4 separate regions of the Mus musculus genome follow, and regions 1, 2 and 3 are each linked to region 4. The links are chromatin loops, found by intact Hi-C in ENCODE. Cell type or tissue: heart. All regions are shown on one strand. Region 1 has its middle 11 kb from the start of Muc6. Region 2 holds the start of Gm32539 (a long non-coding RNA gene). Region 3 holds the start of Gm16982 (predicted gene, 16982). Region 4 overlaps Tspan4 (tetraspanin 4).

Region 1 (5,000 bases), 190 kb before region 4:
CAGATGTTTTTGTAAGCATCACTGTGGCTCTGAATGTCAACTGGAGTGTGAGGCAAAGACTTTAGGCATAAGGAAAAGGAAGCAGGGCTCACCCAAGGACCAGGAGCACCTAAAGAAGGTCCCATGTGAAAATATGTAAAAGGTCCCCGTCCTCATTCCTTTCTTTCTAGAGCCTCAGGTGTGCTAGGTGCTGAGCCATCTTCCTGGCCTTATTTGTCGCTATTTTTTATTTTTTTAAAGATTTTATTTATTTATTTTTGGTTTTGTAAGACAGGGGCTCACTTTGTAGTCTTGGCTAGCCTAGAACTTGCTATGTAGACCAGGCTGGTCTCAAACTCACAGAGATCTGCCTGCCTCTGCCTCACAAGTGCTGGGATTAAAGGTGTGCACAGCCACATCTGACCTATTTTTTATTTTTAAGTGTGTGTGTCCTGAGTTCAGATACCTGCAGAGGTCAAAAGAGGGTATTGGATCTCCTGGAGTCAGTCACAAGCAGTTATGAGTCCCCTGATGTGGGTGCTAGGAAATGAACTCCCGTCCTCCGCAAGAGCAAAGTGTGCTCTTAATCGCTGAGCAATCTCTCCAGACCCTGTCTTTTTTTGTTAAGATTTATTTTTATATAAGTATTTCATCTGCTTGTATGACTATATATGTACCACATGCATGCACGGCACCCTCAGAAGTCATAGGTGGGCATTGGATCCCCTGGAACTAGAGTTATGGGTGGTTGTGAGCTGCCGTGTGGGTGCTGGGAATTGAACTCAGGTCCTCTGGAAGAGCAGCCAGTGCTCTTAACTGTGGAGCCATCTCTCCAGTCTTTCAAATTTATTTTTGCAGTGTTGGGGTCAAAGCCAGGCTGCTATGAGTGCCAGGCAAGCACTCTAACCTCTGAGCTACACCTTCAGCTCAGGAAGATTAATGACAATCAGCAAACTCAGACACTATTGCATATGTCAACAAGATTTTGCTGAAAGGAACCTGATATAGCGATCTCTTGTGAGGCTATGCCAGTGCCTGGCAAATACAGAGGTGGATGCTCACAGTCATCTATTGGATGGAACACAGGGCCCCCAAAGAAGGAGCTAGAGAAAGTACCCAAGGAGCTAAAGGGGTCTGCAACCCTATAGGAGGAACACCAGTGCCTCCAGAGCTCGTGTCTCTAGCTGCATATGTAACAGGATAGCCTAGTTGGCCATCAATGGGAGGAGAGGCTCTTGGTCTTACAAAGATTATATTCCCAGTACAGGGGAATGCCAGGGCCAGGAAGCTGAAGTGGGTGGGTTGGGGAGCAGGACTGGGGGAGGGTATAGGGGACTTTCGGAGAGGAAACTAGAAAAGGGGATAGCATTTGAAATGTAAATGAAGAAAATATCTAATTAAAAAAAAGAAAAAAAGAAATATTAATGATTAAACAAACAAAATAGCCTAATATTTTTTTAATTTTTAATTAAAAAAATAATTTTAATTAATGTTAGGTCAATAATAGTTATGGGAAAATGCCTAACAAAAGGACACAAAATACAGAAGAGAAGGGAAGAAACATGGATTGTCAGAGCTTATGCTTTATTGTGTGCTGTTAGGGTATCTCTGGAAGATAAACTGTGGTGTGAGATATGTGCTGGACTCTTAAAGTTCAGAGGCTAAACTTGAGACAATAGCTAAAATAATAATAATAACAAAGAGTGATAAGCTAAATGTGGTGGTACACAACTGTAATCCCAGAACTTAAGAGATGGAGCCCAGAGGTTTGGCTCTATAGCAAGTCTGGGTTTGTTCTATAGCAACCATGAGCTATATGAGACTCCACCTTTAAAAAACAAAGCAAAGCCGGGCGTGGTGGCGCACACCTTTAATCCCAGCACTCGGGAGGCAGAGGCAGGTGGATTTCTGAGTTTGAGGTCAGCCTGGTCTACAAAGCGAGTTCCAGGACAGCCAGGGCTATACAGAGAAACCCTGTCTCAAAAAAAAAAAACAAAAAAAAAAACAAAAAAAAAACAAACAAACAAAAACAAAACAAAAAATAAAAAATAAAAATAAATAAATAAAAGACAAAACAAGCAAAGCCCAGCAGTGGTGGCAAACACCTTTGATTCCACGGCTCTGGGAGGCAGAGGCGGGATACATGAGTTTGAGGCCAGCCTGGTCTACGTAGCTAGTGATAGGACAGTCAAAGCTACACAGAGAAACCCTGACTTGGAAATCAAAAGAAACAAACAAAACAACAACAACAACAACAAAAATAAAAAACAGAAACCCTCAAGCAAGCCCAGCCGTGATTGTGCACACCCTTCATACCAGTACTCAGGAGGCAGGGGCAGGTAGACCTTTGATGTCAGCCCGGTTTACAGGACAAATTTCAGGACAGCCAGGGCTACACAGAGATCAGCAGCTAAGAGCACTGACTGCTCTTCCAGACGACTCAGGTTCAATTCCCAGCACCCACCTGTCAGCTCACAACTGTCTGTAACTCCAGAATCCAACACTCTCACACAGACATACAAGCAGACAAAACACCAATGAACATACAAATAAGGGAAAAGAGAAAGAAATGCATATTGTATGAGAAGGCAGAAGAGAGAAAGGGGTTCTTGCTTGCACCCCAGTCCTCACTTCATGCTCATCTTTGTTCAGTGCCACGAGGGAGAAAGCATGCAAGGGACAGAAAACCAACAGCAGGTGGCAGGCTTGCCCTAGCCACATCAATAACACACCAGTCCAAACAAAACAAAACCCGGCCACATCTGTAAGCACACAATAGTGTCAGTCCTTGGAGCCTCGCCTTGAGCTGAGTCCCAGTTTGGGCCGGTCACTGGACCTCCTTTCCCTCAGTCTCTTCTCCATTTTTGTCTCAGCAGTTCTTTTAGACAGGAACAATTCTGGGTCAGTTTTTGACTGTGGAATGGCAACCCCCATCCCCACATTTGATGCCCTCCCTGTCTTTCTACTGGAGGTGAACTCTACAAGTTCCTTCTCGCCACTGTTGGGCATTTCACCTGAGGTCCCTCCCTTTGAGTCCTGAGGGTCTCTCACCTCCCAGGTCTCTGGTACATTCTAGAACCCCCCCCCCCCCCACACACACACACACACACACACACCTCCTACCTCCGGAGGTTTCGTATTTCCATTCTTTCTGCTGGCCCTCAGGGCTTCACTCCTGTTTCCTCCCGCACTCCACCCCCATACCTGATCATGTTCCCCTTCCCCACCTCATCCCCATTGCTTTCTTCTCCCTCCCAAGTGGGATTAAAGCACCCTCACTTGGGCCCTTCTGCTTGCTGACCTTCTTGAGTTCTGTGGACTGTATCCTGGGTATTCTGTACTTTTTTGACTAATATCCACTTATTAGTGAGTATATACCATGCATGTCCTTTTGGGTTACCTTTGTCTGAGTTACCTCGCTCAGGATGATATTTTCTAGTTCCATCCATTGGCCTGCAAAACTCGGGATGTCCTTATTCTTAATGACTGAGTAGTATTCCACTGGGTAAATGAACCACATTTTCTGTATCCATTCTTCCATGTGGGACATCTCGGTTGTTTCCAGCTTCTGCTATCACAATAAGGCCACTATGAACATAGTAGAGCACGTGCCCCTGTGGCATGATGGGGCATCTTTTTGGGTATATGCCCAAAAGTGGTATAGCTAGTTCTTCAGGTAGATCTATTTCCTATTTTTTGAGGAACCTCCAGATTAATTTCCAGAGTGGTTGTACCAGTTTGCAATCCCACCAACAATGGAGGAGTGTTCCTCTTTCTCTACATCCTCACCAACATGTGTTGTCACCTGCTGCTTTGATCTTAGCCATTTTGACTGATGTGAGGTGGAATCTCAGGGTTGTTTTGATTTGCATTTCCCTGATCACTGAGGACTTTGAACATTTCTTTAGGTGCTTCCCAGCCATTCGAGATTCCTTTGTTGTGAATTCTCTGTTTACTTCTATTTCTCATTTTTGATTAGGTTGTTTGGTTTTTTGGGAGGTTAGTTTCTTAAGTTCTTTATGTATTTTGGATATTAGCCCTCTATCAGACGTGGGATTAGTGAAGATACTATCGTGTGCTTACAGACAGGAGCCTAGCATGGCTGCCCTCCAAGAGGCCCAACAAGCAGCTGACCGAGATAGATGCAGATACTTACCCCCAACCAATGAACTGAAGTTGGGAACCCCTGTGGTTGAATGAGGGAAAGGCTGAAAGAAGTTGTGGAGGAGGGTGACCCCAGCAGTCTCAACTAACCTGGACCCCCAAGGTCTCTCAGACACTGAGCCACCAACCAGGCAGCGTACACTAGCTGGTGTCTGAGGCCCCTGACACATAGCAGAGGATTGCCTGGTCTGGCCTTAGAGAAGACACACCTAACCCTCGAGAGACTTGAAGCCCCACAGAGTGAGGAGGACTGGCAGAGTGGGGTGGGGGTTGGGGTAAGGACATCCTCTTGGAGACTGGGGGACACGCCAGGGGTGGGGTGTGGGGAGGAGGAAAGGGATGAGGAACTCTTAAAGGACAGAATAGGAGGAGGATAATGACTGGACTGAAAAATAATTAAGGATAATTTTTAAAACATGAAAACATTTTCCTAACTGACATTGATTTAGTCTTGGTGAGTGGCACCTATCAGTTCCTTTTTTATATTTTTCAATCTTATAGAGTAGGGTTTTTTAAAGTGTGACTTTGAGATTCTTTGGATTTCCTCATGACTGTTGTTAAGTCTTCTCTTCTCCAGTCTGATTTTGTTCATTTGGCTCTTCTCTCTCTCTGCCTTTTAGTTAGTTTGGATAGGGTTGGTCACTCACAATAATTTTGCCAAAGAACCAACTTTCTGTTTCTTCGATTCTTTGTAAATTGAAATTTGTTGTTGATGTTTCTATTTCATTGATTTCAGTCCAGAGTTGATTATTAAAATAAAATTTTAAAAAATCAACTGGATCAAAAGGCAAAATTATGCTATCGGGCATCTAAACTCACTATAGCAGCCAAATATGATGGTGCACGTCTGGAATCTC
Region 2 (5,000 bases), 440 kb before region 4:
GAAAAAAATGTTATTACATTTTGTGTGTGCCTGTGTGTCTCTCTGTGTGTGTCTCTGTGCCTCTGTGTATGTACACACACACACACACACACACACACACACATGCCTATGTCATGGCTCATCTGCTGAGGTCAAACAATGATCTTCAAGGGTCAATTCTCTCCTTCCACCACATGGGTTCTCGTCAAACTCAGGTTGTCAGGTTTGCCAGCCCCTTCACCTGATGAGCTATCTGTGGCTCAGAGCCAGCCCACCTGACGTTTAAAATGTATATAATTTATTTAATATGTTTGGATGGTTTGCCTGAATGTATGTAAGCATGTCTGTTGCCCACAGAGGTTACAAGAGGACATCAGATCCCCTGGAACTGGAATTATAGTTGATCTAGGTGCTGGAAACTGAACCCAGGTTCTCTAGAAGAGCAAACAGTGTTCTTAACCGCTAAACCTTATCTTGCCAGTGCCACACTTAACCATTTAAATGAGCATCTATTATATGTATTTATAAGCACAGTTGTTTTCTCTTTGTCTTCTTGGCTGGCTGCCTAACCTCTGTTTTCTCCCCTTTTTTGTTGTTCATTTTCTATTGTGTCTCCTATAAATGGCATGCTGGCTTTGGTCTCTTTCCCAACACTCTCAAAGCTGAAAGTCTCAGTAGAGATTGAGGCCTGGACACTACTGTGATTCTCAGTGTTCCCATCTACTCTGCCACCTACTGAGCAGGCCCTTACATCCTTCTCCAGCTGTGGTGCTTTAAAGTAGAATTTAGATTCTTGATCTCCAGTTGGTAGAACAGTTTGGGAAGGCTTAGGAAGTGTGGGTGTATTGGAGGAGATATGTCCCTGGGGGCAGGCTTTGAATTTTCAAAAGGACTCAGTCCTCTCTCGCTGCCTCATGGTTATGGATCAAGATGTGAGCTCTTAGCTGTTTCTTTGCTCCACCATTATGGACTGTAACCCTATGAAACAGTAAGCCAAATTGCATGCTTCCTTTTATAAGTTGCCTTGGTCATGGTGTGTTATACGAGAATAAAAAGATCACTAAGACACTAGTCATCGCCATGTCAACTGAACTCTCTTTGTTCCACTTCTCATCTCAGGGGTGGGTTGCATGTTTTAATCCTGTATCTATTTTCTGGTAGCTTCCCTTCATATCTTATCATGCACCAGAAAGTATTTCTATCAACATCAGAAGTGATCCCCTGTGGTCCACCCAGTTGGGGCAACCATTCCTCCAAGGGATGATTACTCTACAGCATTTGGGACAGTCATGGTGTGATGCCAACACACACACACACACACACACACACACACACTGGTGTGTTATTGTTTTGTGGGTCATCTTAGCACCTGGGTGCAGTGCCTACCACTCTCTTGGTAGGTGGGTGTCATTAGCCAAGGTTCCCCCAGAAACAAGAAGAGTCCCATACACTGGATCAGAAAGGCCCCACATACGTATGTGTGCACTTACACCTACACACACAATGCACACATGCCAACTACACTCTGAGACCTGCATGTCTGTATGCCCACTATGTACTACACATTCATGTATGTGCACACAAAACAGATATGTATGTGTGCTACATAACCACACACACATCACAATTCATATGCACAACTATATACCCACACTCCACTACATTTGTCTATAACCACATCATGTACCTTTGTGCAGATATCTATGCTCATACATGTACATGAACTACACACATGTATACATACATACAAAGTCCCTTTGTGTACAATACCTCCACAGTATATGAGGACAAATCATGTGCCACGGCTACACAGGCATGTGGTAGACCCCTCACCTACCTCAGCCACACATATGTGCACACCCTATTGCTCACTCCCACATGGCCTGGCTCTCCTCTCTGCTCTGGCTTTGTCCTCCATGTTTCTCTGGCTTATCTCCTGAAATGCCAAGTCCTTGTGGACCCTTGATAATGCTCTGGAAATAGAGTTGAGGGATGTGGTACAGATGCTGATGGAAACAGGGTGCTGGACTCAGGTGGTCAGTTTTGTCCTCTCAGGGACAGCTATGTCTCTGTCCACTATTGCCCAGAGACTCAGAAAAGGGACACTTACTGTTAGCGCCTGAGCAGCGGCAAACGGCCACCAATTTAAAGGCTGTCCATTGTTGTCTGATGCTCCAGGAGCCCAGTGGACCACGAAGCCGTCAGTCACTGGAGGAATCTCAGCTCTGGGGATACTCTGGCCACATAAACCACCTCCAGATCCTAAAAAAGAAGGGGGTCAGGGTGCCAGTGAAGGGCAGTGCTCCTTCTTGCTGTAGGAGTAAAGCCAGGGCAGGGGAAAGAAACAGAAGATCAATAGAAAGCATTTTAAAAGGAGGGAGGAGGTGAAACTGAGAGACCTGGTGACAAAGATAGATACAGAGACAGAAAAGTCGAAAAGGTGATGGTAAGCTGGCTGGGAAGCTCAAGAGCTGGAAAACCTCATGGCCATCCTGGCTACTGTAGCCTGGCCTTCGAATCCCCTCCCTCCTTCACCCCTCTGGGGGTGCGGAGGGGGGTGGAGACTCTTGCACCTCGACCGCCAGGTGGCGCTAGAGGTCCCCTGACTTGGTTTCTGCAGGCAGGACCGGTGATTTCTGATTTCTGATCAGTGGCCTTTCTTCCCTCTTATTTGGAAACATTGTTCAGAGGAGGCTAGGGAACAATTGTGGGTGTAGGATGGGAGGATGGAGCCTTACAAGAGGCAGGCTCAACACTATGACAGCCTGCAGAAGCAAACACTCTGAGGTGCATCAAATTCAAATGGTCCTAGGAGGTGGCTGGAAGAACTTGAGAACTGGGAGCCCCTCTCTCCATTCTGTTCTTAATGTCCTCTCCCACAGAGCCAGGGTCATAGAACACAGTGTTCCCACCTGGACATCTTTTCTCCATAATCAGCTGACTGAAACAGTCACTCTTTCAGCTATATTATCTTTTCAAGGGGTTCTGAAGTCCACTCTAAAACCATGAATCACAGCCAGGTGCATCTACTTCTGTGAGGTTGTCCTCCTGCCTCTGTTGTGACGTTTTCTGGGGGAGACGTGAACAAAATGTTTGTTCACTCTAGGTAAGGTATCAAGGGCAGATCGAAGACATCCTTTCCACCCAAGTCTAGCTTGGTGAACCAAGGACTTAAAGCTTCTTTGATAGAACACAGGTTGCAGGTAGCTTCACAAAGGCATCTCTCCTCCCCAACACTTACTGCTTGCGATCTTATACAGTCTTGGTAGAGTTATGAGCTGTAGGCAGCTGGGCACCTAAAAGATGGCGCCGGCTTCCGGTACACCGTCGTAAACAATGGCACTGCGCAGGCGCTAGCCCGAATCTGGCGCCAACCCCTCCCAAGCGGGTGCATACAAATCAATCTGCTGGCAGACTGACCAATCCCAGGAGGACACATAGCTCTCCCCAGTGCTGGGGTGTATATAAGCAGTCCTCCCTGGCTTTCCCGGGTTCCCGTAGCATCGAGGTGTTCCTGAAATAAAGAAGGCTGTTGAGAAGAATCCGACCGTGTTGTGTTTTTCTTGCTGGACGAGGTGAGCACAACAATGGCCCTATGAATTGCCACAGACTATCCCCCTTTTGGGTCTCCTATCTGTGTGGAACGGGTCTCTGGTTGCAGGTGGACAAGGAGTCAGCGAATGACAAACAGAAGCGACGCAAGAGATTGTGCAGAATCTGAATGCAATTTGTCAAATCAAGCATCAAGCTTTTTATACAGAAGAAAATAGGGAAGTTGGGTGACACAACTTTGGCAAGGTACAAAGAGGTTACTGGATTCTTACACAAAACAGAGGAATGTAAACACAAAAGTACTGGCAGGAACCAACTGGGATAAAATTCAATGTTAACAACTGGGATCAAAAACAGCTCCACCTAAGGTCCACTTAATCTTAGAAGCCAGGGTCAAGGGCTTCATGCCCTTGCCATAGTTCTTATTCTAGTCTATTGTATAGTCCACCTTCCCCCTAGGCCATTGTAAATACTTGTGTATGGGTGTAACTCAGCTATCTATACTTCTAAGTATCTACTCTGGTTCCTTCTTAGATCACAAACTTCCTTCTTCCTAGATAATGGTAAATTCCTGTGTAGGGCAGTGACTTAGCTATCCATGCCCAGGGTCGATCAAGGACTGCCTAAAATCTAACTTAGCTATATGTCAAAATATCAATCCTTAAGAGCACTTGTAATAAAGCAATATTAAAGGAAAGCACACAGATCTGTTTACCAACTAAAGCAAGGACATTGGAGCATTCTTTATACAGGATGCCACGATTCCAGGAGACTAAGTGTCCATGAACTTTTCGCCTCAGGACAGCGCCCAGGTTTTCGGGGCCTGTCGAGCTTGTCACTACTGGAGTAGATGTAGCAGTGAATTGCAGAGTTTTATCTGCATTGTCAGCCTCCTGAAGCTCCTGAGTCTTGGGAGCCTCCCACCTCTTTCCAGGATAAAATGTTCTAGTTCCCATGATGTATGTGCCTGACCAGTTTACAAGGAAGTTAGTTGAATTCTGAGTCCTTTGTCTGTGCTGTTCAGTAAATAGTGTTTCCCTGTAAACAAACTCAAAGATTGGGGTCAGTCCCCAGCACCCATGTAAAACGCTGAGCACTGGGGCTGGAGAGATGGCTCAGTGGGCAGGAGCACTGGCTGCTCTTCCAGGCGGCTTGATTTCAGTTCCCAGCACCCACATGGCAGCTCATAACTGTCTGCAATTCCAGTCCCAGGGGATTTTACTCTCTTTTCTGACTTCTGTGGATACTGTTTCACATGGTTTATACAAATCAAGTGGGCAAACACTCATACACATTTAAAAATAGAAAAACTAAACATGATGCTGTAAATTTGTAATCTCAGAGCTGGGAAGGCAGAAACAGGAGGATCCCCAAGGCTTGCTGACTGGCCAGTCTCGGCCATTTGGCAAGTTTCAGACCAGCGAGAGGCTTTGTCTGAAAAGACTGTGGAGGTGTCTCTGTGGACAAAG
Region 3 (5,000 bases), 130 kb before region 4:
GTTACCACGTCAAGGAAACCTTCTTGCCCTCTCGTTATTTCAGGCCTTCCTTGGTGAATGGTGTGGTCAAGAAACAACTCAGCATGAGCCTCTAGCCCACTTAGCCCTTCCTCTTCAGACCCCTGCCACAGGGCCCTGGGAGGCAATCCAGCCAATGCCCACACTGCCCCTTCTTTCTACTAGTTCTTCAGGAAGCCTCCAATTGTACTCTGCTTCCAGAGTGACACATAGAGAGGCTATGCTCACAGTAGCAGCTGCTGTCCCACTCTTATTCCCTATATACTGTCACTCTAGGTCCAGAGCCGTGGAGAGACCAGTGTTATACCAAGTGAGGCAAGCCAGAGCCTCTTGTCTGTGGTCATGCACCTGCCTGTTTCTTCTCTAAGACACAGTCGTCTCATGTAAGCAATTTGCTGTACTACAACAATGATTAGGTGTGCGTGACCCTCTGACTGACCAGAGTCCACTTGAAACCAGTGCTGCATAGAGCTGACAACAGCTTAAACATTAACCTCTAATATGCCAGATGACACCAAGAAAACCTAACCAGCAGCAACTACATGTTCAAAATATAAGACTATCTTGGAGAATGAATATTAGCTCATCGTCTGGCACAGATGACCACACCCTGCACTGCCAGATGTCTACACTGGAAGGCTAGACAGGAAGCTGGTGCCAAAGAATCTGCTATCTACTGTCTCACAGACACTCGTGCAGGCCCGTCAGCCACTAAAAACCACCCAGCAACCATCCACTAGAATTCATGTCCAGAGCAGGGAGCAGCTTGGACAGCCCCTCAGGCTGCAGGACTCACAATTTCCTCTCGGATGGAGTAGTCAGCCGTTTCTAGGTAGCTCAGCATCTCAGCCACAATCTGCTGGGCGTTGCTCCGGTCACACATGGCGTAGAGCAGGTCCACTGCCCGCTGCCTCACACTCACGTCTCTTTCCGTCTGAGAAAAAAGACAGAGTCAGAGCCACTTCTATAAACCACAGGTTGGTGGATAGTAGCTAACCACTGCTATATATGAGTCCCTGAGTCTGGATGTATTTGTTCCATAGGAGCTGTCTTGGTGCACCCCACAGCACCGGCCCCATCGGGCAGAGTGCTGCCCCATCCCCAAACCCCTTACTGGGACCCCTTACTATCTATATGTGGGACCCAACACCTTAGGCCACTTGGAACCCACACACAACACACTGCCCTGTCCCCTCATACTTAGTCCACTCAGCGTGACCAGTTCTAGCTCTGTCTGTTCACTCTCCCTCCTCCCTAACCAGCTCTTCTGAGGACCACACTCTGGCCCAGTGAGCAGGTCACTGAGGCTTCTCCATTGTGTGGGCACAGACCAGCACCTTCCGTGTTGCCTGGGAGCTGGTTCCAAGGTTCTTGAGCCCCTCTCCAGGTGGTACAGGAGAGACCCACTACACACAGTGCTTGGGCAGCGCGGTGTCTGAGAGCAGCCATCTGTAGCTCCCTGCCGTGGTGAACAGTGCAGGATGCCTCAGTGCAGGGCAGAGGGCACCTAACGAAGGTGAGACTGAGACTTGTATTTGTGATGGAAGAGAACGACTGGAGCAGACACCCAGCCAGGACTAGGAAGAATGCAGCCTTGTGTTCAAGTCAGACACCAAAATGTCTGTTGATTTATACAAAAATACAGATAAGGGCCAGCCCTGCTTACTACAGCTTAAGACTCACCGAGATGAAGGGTCTTACATGTATGGCTCACTAATCAACTAACATGTAACATGGAAGCTAACATGCAGGCAATGTAGACAGTGTGTGCCATGCCAGAGGAACACACTACCAGGGTCACTCTCACATTCAGAAGGAGGTAAGAGACCAGGTAACCTCAGCTAGGTGCTTTAAATTCTGGAATTCTAATCCTTGAAAGAATCTAGAATCCTTGACAAGGAATTTTGTTGTGTAAGAGGTACACGGTCCTGGAGATAAAAACAAAATATTTCATCTTTCTATCAAAGAAAACTTTCTGTTTACTAACTACACTATGTGGCCTCCAAGCAGGTCACATGAAATCATTCCAGGAGACGGGAATGTGCTCAGCTGGCGCTGCTCCCACAACGGAGACACTCAGCTAAAGGCCCTCGGCTGGAGCGCTGTCCCCAGCTGCCACGTCTTTGAAGATAGCAGGCCCGGCTGCACTGCAGGAAGATGGACAGCTTCCTCGTCCAACTGCTGCGTTCACCCCAAACGACAGCAAGTGACGAGCGCCAGGCAAACACTCTGAGATCCAGACAGCTTGAATGGATTCATCTTAGGTGCCACACGAGGCACCTCCTAGTCTGACCTCCACATGGAGGCAGTGACACATGACCAACAAGGAGCACACCTTCAAGGCATTGATGACCGTCTCAATGTGGGTCTTGACGGCCTCGTGGGAGAACTCAGAGCTGGCCAGCGTGCACATGCTCTCCAGAGCCAGGTAGCGTAGGTTCGTCTCCCGGTGCTGCAGGAACTGGCCCAGCTGGTTGCAGGCGCGGACGAGCAAGTTTGGCTCACTGCAAGGAACAGGGGACATGATGAGGAGGGGAAAATAGTCAGGGAGGGCTGTGAGCTACAGGTGAGGACAGATGCAGTGGAGAGGTGCGGTGAGAAGGCAGCGCAGTGGTGAGAGGAGGCCCAGCGGGAGGCGCTGGAAGAGGTGGTGCATAGGACAGATGGCAGTCCAGGGAGGAAAAGCCTCGGTAAAGAGGACGCGAGGTGAGGAATGAGAAGTGCGGTGTGAAGTGATAGGACGGTGCTGTAATGAGGGGTCAGGGAGGAGGAGGTGCAGTGAAGAGGGGGTGACTTTCTAATGAATCTGCAGGAGCTCCTCTACTCCAGAGCAGACTCTGGAAAGCTCTGGTAGGCCAAGGCTTCACTTTCTTTTGTTGTGTCCAGGAAAGTGAGTTGGACAGCGGCCATGCAGGAAACTGGACCAGGCTAAGGCAGACAGTGAGTAACGAGGGCTGTGAATGTGGAACGTGGGCTAAACGGTCAACATTCCCTCTTACATACGTTTCTTAGGATGCTCTCCCTCACACCCTAAGTTTTGTTTTTTACAGTTCATTTTCAACCCTGCTCCAGTTTGGCAGACTGCTTTTGTCACTGCAACATTTATCTAAATGATGGAGCAAAAACAGCTGGTCCCAAACAGGCTAGAGTTCTGTCTGCTACAGCCTCTGGCAGAGACCCAGAGAGCAGTGCCACGGGCATACATAAGGGCACACAACCAGGACTGAGCATAAAAGAGCAGAAGCAAGATGCCTGCACTGTATATGACAACCACTGCCTGTGACCCAACCATGACCCTGTACAGAAGCTGGGAGTCATCACTACCACTGCCCCAGGAGACCCCAGAATACTGGAGCATTGCCTCTCTGAGCAGCGAAAGTCACACGGGTGTCCCTTCCTTTCAAAGAAGCTTCCTGTAATACTCAGAAGCAAAAAGGAGCTCTAGGGACGATTCCACAGCTATAAAAGTATCTATGGCAACGTCCCGGGGCCAGAGAGCTCACATGAAGTGAGCTCACAGCTCAAGAAGCAAGAGGAGCAGAGACCAAGGCTAGAATAGAGACACCGGTCAACATCTGCACAGACAGATGCCAACTGCCAGCCTCCACCTGCTGTCTCTCGAGAGGGATGCGCTGCTAGCAGGGCTCACCTGTCATGGTGGATGATCAGGCTGATGGCCTCAAACAGCACAGCGTTCTTGGCATTTGAATGCTGGACCTTCTTGGACTTGGGTGGCTCCTGGGCCTTGTTCAGGATGGTCTCCAAGCACTCAGTCAGGCGGCCACGCACCGCAGGGTCTTCTGGGCAGGACACAACTGTCGGCTGGGCTCCCAGGCCCTCATCCCACCAGCCCAGCCCCACACCCGGGCAAGAGGCTCCCGAGACACTGCCTGTCCTATGGGTGCCTCTGACAATTATTCCCAGCTGCAGATAAGAAGGGGAGCATTTGTAAATTGTCATGGGACAGCTCCCTGCTGCAGTGTCATAAACATGAGGCAGGGATGGAGCAGCTGTGGTACCTACACCTGCTTCTAATTTGGATGGCACTTAGACAGAATGTGTTAATCATAAAGTCCAAGGATTATGGGCAAAACCTCTACGGAGCTTCAGAGACAAGGGAGCTTTGCTCTCGGTTATCAACCCCAGAAACAAAATATAAAGCAACATAAAGAGAAAGAAGATTTCTAATTTGGTTCAAAGCAGAAGGAAAAGACAATGAGCAAAAAAATTGAAGCCAGTCATGTGGTACACACCTGTATGAAAGCACTTAGAGGGCAGAGGCAGGAGGATTAGGAGTTCAAAGAGAGTAAGTTCAAGGCCAGACTGAGTTACATAAGACCCTGTTTCATTAAAAACATAAGGGCCAGTGAGACCGCTCAGTGGATAAAGGCATTTGCCATCAAGCATAATGACCTGAGTTCAATCCTCAGAAACTACACGTGGAAGGAAAGAACCAACTCCCACAGGTTGCCCTCGGGCCTCCACATGCATGCTATGGCACGGCACCCACAAGGCACACACAGGCACACAGACAAAGTAAAGGTAAAAGCTATTAAAACAAAAACCAGTTACAGTGGTAAGAGCCTGCTATCCCAATACTTGGGAGGTTAAGACAGGAGGATTATAGGGAATTCCAGGACAGTCTAGGCTGTACAGTAAGAAACTATTGTAATAAATAAATTAATTAATAAATTAATTTTAAAAGAGGAGAAGGAGGAGGACAGAACAGAACCAAGGCTCCCAGTGAACTTTGTATGTGATACTCAAGTAGCTTGTGTGTGCACGTGTGAGGGGACAAAGGTCAGCCTCGGGTGCCATTCCTCAGGAGCCACCCACACCCACATTTTTGAGATAGCATCTCTGACTGGGACATGAGACTTGTAGTAGCTCACATTAGCTCCTCCATGTCTGCTTCTCTGTGCTAGAGAATGCACCACTATGCATGCTGCTGTATTTTAGACTGAGCTCAGGTACTGGAGTCT
Region 4 (5,000 bases):
GTGTCTGGTATACTTCCCTAGGCCCTGATAGGTCAAGCAGTGCACACAGCCTTCCTTGGTCTTCTGGGTCCTGGAAGACCAGGACCTTTTAAGTCAATCTCCCAGAGGGGCAGAGTGTGAAGGGGGTGAGGCAAGGACGTGGGCTGTCAGAGGGAGGGCAGGGAGAAGGCTGAAGGAGGCACCCGTGGTTCGGTGCACAGAGACTCTGATCAGTTCTGCGCCTGGAGCCCAGGAGAGGCAAGGCTTTGGTACTGCCCGGTCCTGTGAGCACGTGCGCACACACCCTGTCTCCACAGCGGAGAAGAGGGGAGAGAGCTCCTGGAAGTCAGTAAGAGAGCAGCGAACCCCGGTCCTTCAGGTCCCCACACTCACCCAGAAGAGCAGGTTGAAGGCGAACATGAGGTACTTGACGCCCTGGAGGCAGCCGCGCGCCATGCTGCAGCGCTTCAGCTCTAGAAGGAAGATGAAGGAGAGGTCTAGGTAGAAGACCACATACTTGTTGCCCTTGGGCGTTGTATAGCGCGCCTGGGCTGCCTTGGGGCCCGGGTTCGAGTGCAGGCCGAAGAAGCCGCCGCCAGCATCCCCCGCGTCCCCGGCGCCCGCGCGCCCATACAGGCTGCTGCAGCGCCGAAAGGGGCCGCCGCGCGCAAAGCCTGGCTCCTTGCTCTCCGGAGAAGGGCTGCGCCGGTACGTGGATTCGTCCGTGCTGGAGCGGCGCATCGCGGTGGGGAGGCTGGGCCCCCGCCGCCACGCTCACTGGCTACAGTCGTTGTCAGCGCTCTGCACCCGTGGCTACCGGACGCTCCATCCGCACCACGCCGGCGAGCTCCCGCACCTCCCCGGACCCGCGGTAGCAGCGAGCGGGCTCCCACCCCGCGGCCAGACACCTGCGGGCCGGCCCGCTGCGCCCCGCGAGCGCCCGGCCAATCCAGCTCGGCCCCGCCCCTCGAGGACCCCGCCCCACCGGCCAATCGCAGCGACCCCGAGCCCCCACCTCCCAGTTACCCTCCCGGGGTCTCCCAAGAAGATGCAGCTGAAGGACAGGGGAAGCGTTTGATGGCACTGGGTCGGGAATGACACCGCAGCAGCTCTCGACCCCAAACCTGCACCCCAGACTACATCCAACAGGCCCGCTGCCCGTTCGGCAGCAAATCTCCAAGCACATCAATGATGTGCAAAGCCCCGAGGAAATGAAGACGTGACCCAATTGCTGTTGGTGGCAACTTGAGCGGCTTTAGCTTTCAAGCGCCTTAGGGAGCCCGCGGTGCCTGGGAGGGTGAGGTGTCCACGAGGTTTTCTAACTTAAAAAAAGAGAATTCAGTGACTAAAGTAGCAGCCGAGAGATGCCAAAGAAGAACCCCAGATGGCCCCCTGCTGGTCCAGAGAGCTCACGGAATCAGCTTAGCCTCTGGTCCAGTCCATTCTCCTAGGGGTGGTGGGAGCAAGGCCAGATTCTATCACGGTCACGGGCCATTTTGAGAGTCCCACTGGCGCCATTCTGCAACTCTCAATAACTGCAGAACCAGGGACCTGTAATTTCACTTTGACCAGCTCAGGAAGAATCAGCCTATGACTAATGAACACCATCTCATCCCAGGCAGACAAGCACACGGTAAGTGACACCTTGCAGTTGTGCCCAGATACACACTAGCCCATCGATCGAAGATGAGATGAGATGATAGCCTCTTGCTGGGCCCCATCCCTCAATCTCTGAGCCCCAACCCTATCAAAGGATGCAAAGTGTGGGCCAGGTACTAACATGAGGTTGAGGTTCCCCTTCTGATCTGCAGCCTACATGACAGGACGGAAGGCAGAACAAGGGAAACCTTTTGCTGAAGGTCCAGAGTGAGGCAGCAGAGGAAGTAGAGACTAATAAAAGAAGAACGGAGGATGTCCATGGCTAGTGCTGAGCAGCTCTTAAAGGGGCTGCACCGTAATGGAAACTTGAGGTTTGCAGCTCCCAGCCCAGCACCTATGCTCACTGCACCAGCCTACTGCTGCCTCCCAGAGGTCACTATGGAGAACTGCAACCTCAGCTTCGGTCAGATGTGGGTGCATGCATGGGAGCACCCAGAATGCAGGAAGCATGCCTGGAAGAGTCCGGTCAGCCTGGGATTTATCTCACACACACGCCCCACCTTGCCATTTCCCTCAAGTTTTATTTGATGTGTCTGGATCCCCAAGAAAGGGACAGAGGTGACCACATCTATAACCCAGCAGAGACTACAGACTGAATGTTCTACCTAGTGAGCAACTGGCAGCTGATAACTTCTAAAAAACCCTTGTGACCCGTGGCCGCTGGCCCTGCTCCCTCGGCCTGATTCAGCCAGACATACACCTCTCAGGGCTAGAGTGGAAGGGTGCCTATAAATGATAGTATGCGTGTACAAGGCCATTACATACACAGTGTCTAGACACCAGGAGAGAGAGAAGCCATAGGGTCCAGGGAAGATCCAGAACTGACCAAAAAAACTATATCCCCACCTTGGACTAAACATCACCCATACTGACAATCACTCCAATGGGCTTAGCTACCAAACCACTCCTCTGAAGGTGACCCTGAAGACCTGCGTTCCCAGTAAAACAAAAATAAGTCTGCTGTCTACTTGATCATTTTATCCCCTGGATATGAGGCTGGGGCTCAGGTTGAAATTCCCCATGATGTACTGGGGTCGGGGGGTGGCATCAGCTGGAGGTGTGAGGAGACCAGGAGTCAGAGTGGCCAGGCTGAAGGTTATATGCAAGGGAATTCAGGGACAGCCATCTGAACTCCAATTCTCGTCCCTCAGGAGCAGTGGTGGTAGTTAGTCTTTTGTCAACTTGACAAGCTAACAACGTTACCTGAGAAGAGGGAATCTGAACTGAGAAAATGCCTCCATCAAACTTTGTTTCTAAGCTGGCTATGGTGACTCACGCCTTTAATCCCAACACTTAGGAAGCCGAGGCAGAGGAACTTCATAAATTCAAAACCTGGTCTACAAAGTGAGTTCCAGAACAGCCAGGGCTATACAGAGAAACCTTGTCTCACCCCCCCCCCCCCAAAAAAAAGAAAGAAAGAAAGAGAGAGAGAGAGAGAGAGAGAGAGGAAGGAGAGAGGAAGGAAGAAGGAAGGAGGAAGGAAGAAGGAAGGAAGGAAGGAAAGAAGGAAGGAAGGAAGGAAGCAAGCAAGCAAGCAAGCAAGCAAGCAAGCAAGCAAGCAAGCAAGCCAGCCAGCCGAGTGAGCCCTAAAGAGCAGGCCAGTAAGCAGCTCTCCTCCTTGGCCTTTACTTCAGTTCCTGCCTGTAGGTTCCTGCCTCCAGTTCCTGTTCTGACTTGCCTTCATAATGGATTATAAAATGAAATCTCACCCTGTAGACCAGGCTGGCCTCGAACTCAGAAATCCACCTGTCTCTGCTCTTCCAAAGTGCCCAGCAAGAGAATAAATGTATTTTAAGTGCAGCCTATAACTTAAAAAAAAAAAAAATGGGGCCGAGCAGTGGTGGCGCACGCCTTTAATCCCAGCACTTTAATCCCAGCACTGAGGCAGAGGCAGTCTGAGTTTGAGGCCAGCCTGGGCTACAGAGTGAGTTCCAGGAGAGCCAAGATCTACACAGAGAAACCCTATCTTGAAAAAAACAAAACAAAACAAAAAAACAAAAACAAAACAAACAAAAAAAAAAACTCTGTCTCAAAAAAACGGCGCCGACTGCTCTTCCGAAGGATCGGAGTTCAAATCCCAGCAACCACATGGTGGCTCACAACCATCCATAATGAAATCTGATGCCCTCTTCTGGAGTGTCTGAAGACAGCTACAGCAGTGTACTTACATATAATAAACAAACTAACAAATAAATAAATAAATCTAAAAAAACCAAAAACAAAATCTCTCGAGCAGTGGTGGTGCACACCTTTAATCCCAGCACTCCGGAGGCAGAGGCAGGCGGATTTCTGAGTTCAAGGCCAGCCTGGTCTACAGAGTGAGTTCCAGGATAGATATCCAGGGCTACACAGAGAAACCCTGTCTCGAAAAACCAAAAAAAAATATATATGTGTGTATGTGTGTGTGTGTGTGTGTGTGTGTGTGTGTGTATGTGTGTGTGTGTGTGTGTGTGTCTCAAACTGCTTTGGTCATATTCTTACAGCAATAAAAAGTAGCTAACACCCAAATTAGAAAGCGGTAGGAAGGGCTCCCAAAGTTCTTGGGGCGAAGGAGAGCCAGTCCAGTTCTGCTAAGATGCTGTCCTCTGAACAATGTGTCCCTCTCCTGCCTAGAAGTCCCTGCCTGTAAAACCCACAAGAACAGGGACTTATCTAGCCGACTGAGGGCCAGGTCCATGTCTGCTGCCAAGGACAGAATTCACAGGGTGTGGTGTGCAGACTGATCTCTAACAGTGAAGGACCAAGGCAAGGCCACCCTCTCTGAGCCAGAAAAGGATGCTTTCCTCAACACCGTGGCCAGTGCCCAACCACAGTGGTCTGGACATAGGAGACATCTGCCAGCAAGGCTCCAAGATAAGGGTACAAACAAGAACCCCTGGGGAATGAGCCACACACCCACCTAGCCAGACCTGTCCAATTTCTAGACAGAATTTGACCATGTCTTGCTCGGGGCAAGTAGCTGTCAGCAAGCAAGCATTTGGACCCCTCAGTGTGGCGCCAGCGTGAGTTTGCCCAGAAGCCTGTTTGGACCCCGTAGTAGCTACTCCTAGCCCAGCTAGCTCAGGAGGGAGAGAGTACAGAGCAGCACCACCCACCCTGTCCCGGGGCTGAAGCTCCACAGCTTCTTTGAGGAGGCAGAGAGAGTGGTGCCAATACAAACAGGCTGTGGTGTCTGCCTTCCTGCTGCGGCTTCAGCCCCTGCAGGGCCCCAGTGCCTGCCCCAGACCCCCACCCTGGGCAGGAAGACCACAAATTCCTGGTCCAGTAGGCTGACACCTCCCACCAAGAAGCAAGCAACCAAGGGGTTGCACACAGAGCCTAACCAGGAGCTCTGAAGACACACCTCTTGCCTCCCTCCACTT

The links. A loop is a pair of places that touch in the nucleus more often than their neighbours do. Peaks named below come from ENCODE experiments on the same cell type or tissue, not always from the same donor. Only the 100,000 strongest peaks of a DNase experiment are listed, where the experiment ranks them.
Region 1: it touches region 4 in a loop (8-fold over the local background); 22 of 42 quality-filtered maps call a loop at or near these places.
Region 2: a loop joins it to region 4, with 3 times the contacts of the local background. A loop is called at or near these places in 2 of 42 quality-filtered maps.
Region 3: a loop joins it to region 4, with 2.5 times the contacts of the local background. A loop is called at or near these places in 3 of 42 quality-filtered maps.

The regions. Positions count from the first base shown.
Region 1 is chr7:141,664,077-141,669,076 of GRCm38, reverse strand. No RefSeq gene overlaps it. Among named protein-coding and RNA genes, the nearest start is that of Muc6, 11 kb to the right of the region's middle. In heart, a CTCF peak has its summit at 2,664 (motif pointing right); no DNase peak of the experiment used is centred here.
Region 2 is chr7:141,922,673-141,927,672 of GRCm38, reverse strand. Gm32539 (a long non-coding RNA gene) reads right to left here and starts at 3,370. Exons shown (of 3, transcript XR_378616.3): 1 at 2,892-3,370; 2 at 2,090-2,241. In heart, a CTCF peak has its summit at 2,550 (motif pointing right); a DNase peak (open chromatin) is centred at 2,542; H3K27me3 peaks cover 484 bases.
Region 3 is chr7:141,610,151-141,615,150 of GRCm38, reverse strand. It overlaps Ap2a2 (adaptor-related protein complex 2, alpha 2 subunit), which reads right to left. Exons shown (of 22, transcript NM_007459.3): 8 at 3,668-3,815; 9 at 2,354-2,522; 10 at 815-952. It overlaps Gm16982 (predicted gene, 16982), which reads left to right and starts at 1,404. Exons shown (of 4, transcript NR_040337.1): 1 at 1,404-1,534; 2 at 2,029-2,446; 3 at 2,905-2,958; 4 at 3,069-5,000. In heart, no CTCF peak of the experiment used is centred here; DNase peaks (open chromatin) are centred at 2,140, 2,910 and 3,250.
Region 4 is chr7:141,477,939-141,482,938 of GRCm38, reverse strand. Tspan4 (tetraspanin 4) reads right to left here. Exons shown (of 8, transcript NM_053082.3): 2 at 373-452. The coding sequence starts at 435. Among named protein-coding and RNA genes, the nearest start is that of Tspan4, 5.2 kb to the right of the region's middle. In heart, CTCF peaks have their summits at 1,357 (motif pointing left) and 2,020; DNase peaks (open chromatin) are centred at 1,228, 2,018, 4,418 and 4,578; H3K4me3 peaks cover 2,604 bases; H3K27ac peaks cover 1,748 bases; H3K27me3 peaks cover 479 bases.